Regions from separate parts of the Homo sapiens genome. Here region 1 is linked to region 2. The links are chromatin contacts, found by Hi-C in ENCODE. All regions are on one chromosome and are shown on one strand. The core of a region is the stretch at or near the end of the contact, and the rest is flanking DNA. Distances in the headings are between cores, read along the strand shown. Region 1 has its middle 51 kb from the start of B3GNT2. Region 2 has its middle 160 kb from the start of XPO1.

What was found. A loop is a pair of places that touch in the nucleus more often than their neighbours do. Pooled maps may share reads with other maps.
Region 1: a loop to region 2 is called in a pooled map, with 3 times the contacts of the local background. The contact joins two enhancer-like sites. A Hi-C loop is called at or near these places in 3 of 37 single-sample maps with no recorded cell type and 3 of 50 pooled maps.

The regions. Positions count from the first base shown.
Region 1 is chr2:62,143,296-62,147,723 of GRCh38, forward strand. It overlaps the pseudogene RPSAP26. Among named protein-coding and RNA genes, the nearest start is that of B3GNT2, 51 kb to the right of the region's middle. Within about 2 kb of position 2,521, at least 3 of the 41 ENCODE cell types and tissues checked have a DNase peak (open chromatin) inside an H3K27ac peak, as active enhancers do.
Region 2 is chr2:61,692,552-61,697,047 of GRCh38, forward strand. No RefSeq gene overlaps it. Among named protein-coding and RNA genes, the nearest start is that of XPO1, 160 kb to the left of the region's middle. RefSeq lists enhancers at 1,911-2,040, 3,313-3,928 and a silencer at 2,181-2,340. Within about 2 kb of position 2,185, at least 29 of the 41 ENCODE cell types and tissues checked have a DNase peak (open chromatin) inside an H3K27ac peak, as active enhancers do.

The DNA of each region.
Region 1 (4,428 bases), core at 1,271-3,770, 450 kb after region 2:
CAGGCGGACCACATAGACCAAGAAAGTGCCTTTCAAACTGCCACATTTGTAATCCTAGCTACTCAGGAGGCTGAGGCAGGAGGATCCTTGAGCCCAGGAGTTCAAGACCATCCTGGGCAACATATTGAGACCCCATCTTGAATGAATGAATGGTGCCTTTCCCCAGACTTCCTTTGAATTGAAAGAAAACAAGTCACTTCATAAGTTACTTTATGAACCATTAAAACTGGATACAGCCATTTGCTGGGTGGCGTACCACCGCTTCAAATATCACTTATAGGGAATTTAGGGAAAAATCTTTTCCCCTAATATCAGGAAGTTTAAAAATAAGTAACCAGATAATCTGGGGCCAGGAGCATGTAGTGGGAGAGTTATCAGGCCCACCCAGTTCCCTGAGACAGGTGGAAAAAACTGACCCTTCTCTTCATCAGTTCTTATAGATGTAATTTCAACAAATGGGAAAGGATAATGCAAAACCCTTCCTTGTCCCTGTACACATGGGGAAGAGTTGAACAAAATGCTAGGGGAATTTGGCTCTGAAGGTCCCTGAATAGCTTGAGAGCTCTCACTGGGGACCCATCCCTGGGAGAATCAACTTGCATCACCTTTGGGCAACCACCCCTGGAACCATAACAGAAGGGGCAAGACCAAGCAAGTCCCTATTGCCTTGAGTGAGTCCTGGAAGAAAGTGGTTACTGGGGTAACCACAGCCTGTGCCATTCTTTACAGCCCAAATGCCATCCCTAGTTTTGCACCTAGAAGTTTAGCCATTAATTGTGTTCATAGATTTAGGGGTCCATGTGCATGTTTGATACTTTAGGTATATTGTGTGATGCTGACATTTGGCATATGAATGATTCTGTCACCCGGGTAGTGAACATAGTACCCAGTAGTTAGTCTTTCAACCCCAGTAGTCCCTAGTAGCTATTATTGCCGTCTTTATGTCTATAAGAATCCACAGTTTAGCTCCCACTTGTAACATGTGGTATTTGGTTTTCTGTTCTTGCATTAATTTGCTTAGGATAATGGCCTCCAGCTGCATCCATGTCGCTGCAAAGGATACGATTTTATTCTCTTTTATGGCTGTGTGATTTTTTCCCCCCCAGCTATTCTGGGAGCTACTCTCTTTAGGGTACCTTCGCATATGTAGTACGTTTTTCTCCTGTTAATCTGTGTATTGTCAGTTGATTCACAGGCCACCGACCAATTGGACCTAAATTGGTAGAGAAGTTTTTTCTCCCAACAGTTTATATAAATTTAGTTTATTAATTTTAACTGCTGCATAGTGTTCCATTTAGAATAGGCTGGAGGTTTTTGTTTTTGAGTTTCCTATTATAAACCAAAAACAAAATTCTAATCTCCCCAACCAACTGAATGTACCCCCTCAGCCAAGGGGATCCCAAAAAAAACCTGAAAAAGTTCAGGCCATGACAGGAAGAGGGGTGGTTAGAAGTTCAGGCCATGACAGGAAGAGAGGGGGAAGGTCTCATTATATACCCTTCTCTTTTTGGAGTTTAGACCCAACTGACCAGCATTAACATTAAAACAGAGATTTTAAGACCGACAAAACAGACTCTTTGTAGCAATAAGATCAAATTCCAACCTGACTCTGATGTAACATCTCATGACAGACAGCAGGCCCGGAAGGAGATCAGAATATTTTACCCCAAAATATATTTCTTCGACATACTTTGAATGGCCCTGCAAAGCTGTCCCTTGTGGGGGAAATTTGCATTTTTTTAGAGAATCTCCTTCCTCTACTAGGTTTTTCCACAGAGTTTGACACCTTTTAGGTCAGATAAGAGACTGTCACATCTATTATCTCTGAAGCTTGTTCTTTGGAGGTTTCACCTACATGACAAAAACCTTGGCTTCCAAAACATTCCCCCCTTACCATAACTCAAGCTGACTTCAACTCTTCACTCAGAGCTTAACTCTTTGAACCAACTGCCAGTCAGGAAATCTCTCAATCCACCTGTGACCTAGAAACAGCCCCCAACTCCCACTTTGAGATGTCCCCCTATTCCAGGCCAAAACCAATGTATACCTTCCATGTATTGATTTATGTCTTTGCCCATAACTTCTGTCTCCCTAAAACCAAGCCGCAATCCCACCATCTTGGGCACATGTTCTCAGGACCTCCTGAGGCTGCAGCATGGGCCACGGTCCTTAACCTTGGCAAAGTAAACGTCTTAATCAATTGAGACCTGTCTCAGATGCTTTTTGGTTTACACTATCAATGAGTGGGTTTTTAGGTTGTCTTCAATTTTCCATTGCAAATAATGCTGCTGTGAACATCCTTGAACATGCATCCCTGTTTACATGTACAAATATATCTTAGAAAACAGGAATACTGTATCATGGGTTATGTGCTTTTTCTTTCTTTCTTTCTTTTTTTTATTGTAGACACTGTCAAATAGACTTTAGAGTACTAATAAATGTTTAACAACCAGTCTTCCAAAAAGAGGAAGTGGGGCTGATTTGTAGCATTTGCCAATTTCCATGGTGTGAATTCTTCCACCATGGCCGATTTCAAACTACTAATGAGACATGAATGCACAATCAGCTCTGTTAGCTGGTATGAAGTGGCTCCAGCATAGTTCTCAGAATCTCTCAAACTCAGAATGCATATAAATATTGGCAAATAGCCCTCTAAAGTAGCCCAACCAATGTATACTTTCACAAGCAGTGTATGAGAATATCTACAGTCATGCTCCGCGTAACGATGTTTCAGTCAATGACAGATGACATGTGTGACAATGGTCCCATAAGATTATAATGGAGCTGAAAAATTCCCATCACTAGTGTCATAGCACATTATTTATGTGTTTGTGGTGATGCTGGTATAAATAAACTACTGCACTGCCAGTCATATAAAAATATAACACAATTATGTGCAATACATAATACTTGATAATAAGTGTGTTACTGGTTTATGTACTTACTATACTGTGCTTTTTATCTTTTAAGTATACTCTCTACTTATTAAAAAAAAAAAAAAGTCCTTTCCACGCTACCTGCAGAGGGGTCCATACGGCGTTGTTCTGGATTCCCATCGTAACTTAAAGGGAAACTTTCACAATGTCCGGAGCCCTTGATGTCCTGCAAATGAAGGAGGAGGATGTCCTTAAGTTCCTTGCAGCAGGAACTCACTTAGGTGGCACCAATCTTGACTTCCAGATGGAACAGTACATCTATAAAAGGAAAAGTGATGGCATCTATATCATAAATCTGAAGAGGACCTGGGAGAAGCTTCTGCTGGCAGCTCGTGCTATTGTTGCCATTGAAAACCCTGCTGATGTCAGTGTTATATCCTCCAGGAATACTGGCCAGAGGGCCGTGCTAAAGTTTGCTGCTGCCACTGGAGCCACTCCAATTGCTGGCCGCTTCACTCCTGGAACCTTCGCTAACCAGATCCAGGCAGCCTTCCGGGAGCCACGGCTTCTTGTGGTTACTGACCCCAGGGCTGACCACCAGCCTCTCATGGAGGCATCTTATGTTAACCTACCTACCATTGCGCTGTGTAACACAGATTCTCCTCTGCACTATGTGGACATTGCCATCCCATGCAACAACAAGGGAGCTCACTCAGTGGGTTTGATGTGGTGGATGCTGGCTCGGGAAGTTCTGCGCATGCGTGGCACCATTTCCTGTGAACACCCATGGGAGGTCATGCCTGATCTGTACTTCTACAGAGATCCTGAAGAGATTGAAAGAGAAGAGCAGGCTGCTGCTGAAAAGGCAGTGACCAAGGAGGAATTTCAGGGTGAATGGACTGCTCCAGCTCCTGAGTTCACTGTTACTCAGCCTGAGGTTGCAGACTGGTCTGAAGGTGTACAGGTGCCCTCTGTGCCTATTCCCTACTGAAGACGGGAGCGCTCAGCCTGCCACGGAAGACTGGTCTGCAGCTCCCACTGCTCAGGCCACTGAATGGGTAGGAGCAACCACTGACTGGTCTTAAGCTGTTCTTGCATAGGCTCTTAAGCAACATGGAAAAATGGTTGATGGAAAATAAACATCAGTTTCTAAAAAAAAAAAAAGTTAACTGTAAAACAACCTCAGGCAGGTCCTTCAGGAGGGATTCCAGAAGAAGGCAGTGTTATCATAGGAGATGACAGCTCTATGCGCGTATTGCCCCTGGAGACCGTCCAGTGGGACAAGATGTAGAGGTGGAAGACAGTGATATTGATGATCCCGACCCTGTGTACACCTAGGCTAATGTGTATTTGTGTCCTGGTTTTTGACAAGAAAAAATTAAAAAGTAAATAAATTTTTAAAAATTTTAATAGGAAAAAAGCTTACAGAATGAGACTATAAAGAAAATATTTTTATACAGCTGTACAGTGTGTTTGTGTTTTCAGATAAGTGTTATTAAAAGAGAGCCAAAAAGTTAATTACAGTGAACTAAGGTTAAATTTATTGAAGAAA
Region 2 (4,496 bases), core at 935-3,434:
GAAAATAAAAACTTGTAAGTTCTGCTGCGCAGCTGGTAATCACTATCCTTAGTACCACACATAGTATATTATACAATCCTTAGTACCACACATAGTATATTATACATACAAAGGTGACTTTTGTGCATACCCAATAGCAAAAGTGTCTGATCCGTTCAGTGCCCTGCACTTTGAAGATATTTTTGTTAGATAGGTGTGGTATCACATACTTCCAATGTTGTTTCCAATTCTGTGTATGCTTGTTCCAAGACAGACTTTCATGACCCTAACCCATGGTAGCTTCCTGCTTGATATTTATATACATCTGTACTGAAGTTTGGAAAGGTCACTTGAATGAACAATGCTTGACAGTGGTGTCACCAACCTTTCAATATGTATGTTAATTATAAATAAAGGCATATCTTTATACATAAACTTTTTGAGGCAGAGTCTTGCTCTATTGCCAAGGTAGAGTGCAGTGGTACGATCTCAGCTCACTGCAAACTCTACCACCCGGGTTCAAGCGATTCTTATGCCTCAGCCTCCCAAGTAAGTAGAACTACAGGCATGTGCCACCACGCCCAGCTAATTTTTGTATTTTTTGTAGAGATGGGGTTTCACCATGTTGGCCAGGCTGGTCTCGAACTCCTGAACTCAGGTGATCCACCTGCCTTGACTTCCCAAAGTGCTGGGATTACGGGCATGAGCCACCACGCCCAGCCTTTATATATAAACTTTCATGTATGAAATCATAATGTGGTTTCTTTGACGAGTTTTATAACATCACTCATTCTGCATGATTTTAAAAAATCAGCTTTACTGGGTTATGATTTACATTAAATGTACCCATTTACCTGTACAGTTTGATACACTTAGATAAATGTACACACCTGCATTCTGTATGATTTGGGGGAGACAGGTGACCTGAGTTCAATCCTAAACTGATAATTTACTAATCATGTGACCTTGGGCAAATTACCTTAACTTCTGAAAGCCCTGGTAAAAATCCCACTTGATAATAAAATCGAGTCCAGGATAATAAAATAAAAATCAAGTGGGAGTACTTTTCACTCTGTAACCAACTACTGCTGAATTATTCTTTTCCTTTTTTTGGACAGTCTCACCCTGTCACCCAGGCTGGAGTGCAGTGTTGTGATCTCTCCTGGGCTCAAGCGATCCTCCCGTCTCAGCCTCCCAAGTAGCTGGGATTACAGGCGTGCACCACCATGCCCAGCCTGAGATAGCTTCTGTAATTATTCTAGCACAATGCTAAGCACTTGCAGCAGGTGAGTGGTTTGTTTCCTTTACACTCCCTACAAGAAATGTGAATGCAATGCTCTTCAGTTTTGGAGAACACAGGCAAACAACTGTATGTGCTAAATCATCTGACTTCATTTTGATCACAAGGGCTTCCACCAGCCAATGAATACTTGCTGTGAATGCTGCCCAATGTCGGGCCTGAGGAAAACCAGACAGTGGCTTCATGTCATTTTTTAAATCATGTCTGATATATTTCATTGGAGCTTTTCCCCCCCAATACCCAAAGAGATACCCAAAGAGAACTCTGAAAACACCAATACCCCAATTTCCTGCTTTGTGCCTGCATTTCTCTAAATATTTCCATCTGAACTTTGTCTGCGAGTATTAGGTCAGATGTCTACTGTAATTACCAGGCATCCTGGGGACTGTAATTAAAAGGCAGTTTGAAATGACTGACACTTTGATGGTGATTCTAGCCATTTCTATTTTCTGACAACGAATCTTCCTCAAAAATTTTACTGCCCCCTCATGTCCTTGCTCCCTGATTTTTCTTCAGTTAGGCACTCCGTAATTCAGCAGCATTCTTTTCTTTCCACAATTTATCTCCCTACTCCCCTTCTCATCACTTGGGTCCGGCCGGTGAGCAAGGAGGAAGAAACCCAAAGGGATCTTCAGGGTCCGCGCCCCGCAAAAGGTCTCACAGCAGAGACGTACAGGAGAGGTGACCCAACCCCCGGACCTGGATGGGGCCCTTATGGGAAAAACCCCGTGTTTGCTTCAGGCCATTCTATGCGGCATCCACGAGGTCTGTGGGCCAGCGGCACGGCGCGGCCCTGTCCCCCAAAAAGGAGGAGAGGCAGGAGGAAGAGGAAGTGGCCGTACAGGCCGAAGCCTTGTGGAGCCTCAGTGCGGGGCTTGGCCAGGTCCTAGGGGGCGTGGCCTCGGAGGCGAAAGCGCAGGGCGGGGCCGAGGTGTAGGAACCGGGAGGGGCCTCGTGGGGGGAGGAGACTCGTGGGGGCGGGGCCCAAGGGAGGCGGGGTGGGGCGGGGCCGCGGCCAGAGGAAGCCCCTCCCGGTTTCCCTTGACAGGGTCACCTGCCTGCAAGCCACCTGCGCTCCCCTTCCTCTCCCACAGCCTACATGACCAGTGTGGGTCGCCAGCCTGAGCGAGGGTGCTCAGGTGGTTTCTACTCTCATTTTCACTTTCCAGTGCCGCTGCCGACTTGGAGGGGAGAAAGGGGCGGGGCAAACCCTGGTTTCGCCCCCCCGCCCTCAGGCTGGCTGCCACGCGGGGGCGCAGTCAGGGGGTCTGCGCTGTGTGGGTAGGGGGTCTTCAGGGCTGCCCCTCCGCAGTGCCACCCTAAGCCAAGATTCCCACCCCTGAGGCAATCCAGGATGAAATGCACACTGGCTGGGGTCATGTTAAGTAACAGAAGTATTCCCAGGCCCCAGCTATCTAAAAATATTCTTCCAGCTTAACGGGTTAGTTGCCTTTTTTTTTTTTTTTTTTGTATTTTGTTTTTTCCTTTAAGTAGAAAACTGGACCCTGAGAAATACGTACGGCCAGGCTAACCTGTGAGCAGCAGGACATGGCACACCCTGGGAAGCGAAGACAAGGTTCTCCCTCCCTCCCAATTGCTCATATGTGACATGGGTCCTCTCTCAGCGGCTCCCTGCACAGGATTCTTTTTTCAGAGAGGCTATTCCATTTCTCTAGTTTTGTGACACCCTCTTCACTGAATTCCTTCACTTTAGCTTAAGTCTTGATTGTGTCACCTACCCCAATGCTAGTCTAAAGGACTAAAGAGAGTAAGCCTTTCGAGGAAAGAAAGAAAACTATATAATTGCTTTTTATGTATTCGGTTTAACCAGCCAACTTCTGTGCTACACGGTGGGAAAACAAAGACATATATGACACAGAAAAGTAACTATACTCCAGCATTATACATTTAATAACAAAAACATATGGTAGACACAAAGGTAGAATAGGTGAGGGGGTGACTAATTTCATGAGATATGGGGAATGGGAGCCTAAGAAAAAGTTTTGGCCGGGCGCGGTGGCTCGCGTCTGTAATCCCAGCACTTCGGGAGGCCGAGGCGGGCAGATCACTTGAGGTCAGAAGTTCAAGACCAGGCTGGCCAACATGGTGAAACCTCGTCTCTACTAAAAATACAAAAATTAGCCGAGCGTGGTGGCGCGTGCCTGTAGTCCCAGCTACTGGGGAGGCTGAGGCGGGAGAATTGCTTGAACCCAGGAGGCGGAGGTTGCAGTGAGCCAAGATCGAGCCATTGCACTCCAGCCTGGGCAAAAAAGCGAGACTGTCTCAAACAAACAAAAATACAAGCAAGCAAACAAACAGTTTCAACCCGGAGTGAGGCCCATCTGAGGGGGCATTTGAAGCATCAACAGGAGTGTAAGAAAAGAAAGCCCTTGGCCGGGCGCGGTGGCTCACGTCTGTAATCACAGTACTTTGGGAGGCAGAAGCAGGTGGATCGCGAGGTCAGGAGATTGAGACCATCCTGGCCAATACGGTGAAACCCCGTCTCTACTAAAAATACAAAAATTAGCTTGGCATGGTGGCGCATGCCTGTAGTCCCAGCTACTCGGGAGGCTGAGGCAGGAGAATGGCGTGAACCCGGGAGGCGGAGCTTGCAGTGAGCCGAGATCGCTTCACTGCACTCCAGCCTGGGTGACAGAGCGAGACTCCATCTCAAAAAAAAAAAGAAAAGAAAAGAAAAGAAAAGACAGCCCATGAAGTAGATACTAAGTGACTACAGAATGCTGATTGACAACACAGAAAAGAAACGAGGAGGTACAGAATTCCCTTTTTCTTTCTTTCTCTGTGTTTCTTTTTCTCTCATCTTTCTTCTTTTTCTCCCTTTCTTTCTCTTTCCACAGGTCTTGTAGTATCACCCAGGCTGGAGAGTAGTGGCCGTATCATTTAGTTCCCTGCTGCCTCAAACTCCAGGGCTCAAGCAATCTTCCCGCCTCAGCCTTCCAAGGAGCTGCGTGTACAGGCGTGCGGCACCACATCTGGCTAATTTAAAAAATTTTTTCTGGGCGGGCACAGTGGCTCATGCCTGTAATCCCAGCACTTTGGGAGGCCGAGGCGGGTGGATCACGAGGTCAGGAGATCGAGATCATCCTCGCTAACACGGTGAAACGCCATCTCTACTAAAAATACAAAAAATTAGCCTGGCGTGGTGGCGGGCGCCTGTAGTCCCAGCTACTCCGGAGGCTGAGGCAGGAGAATGGAT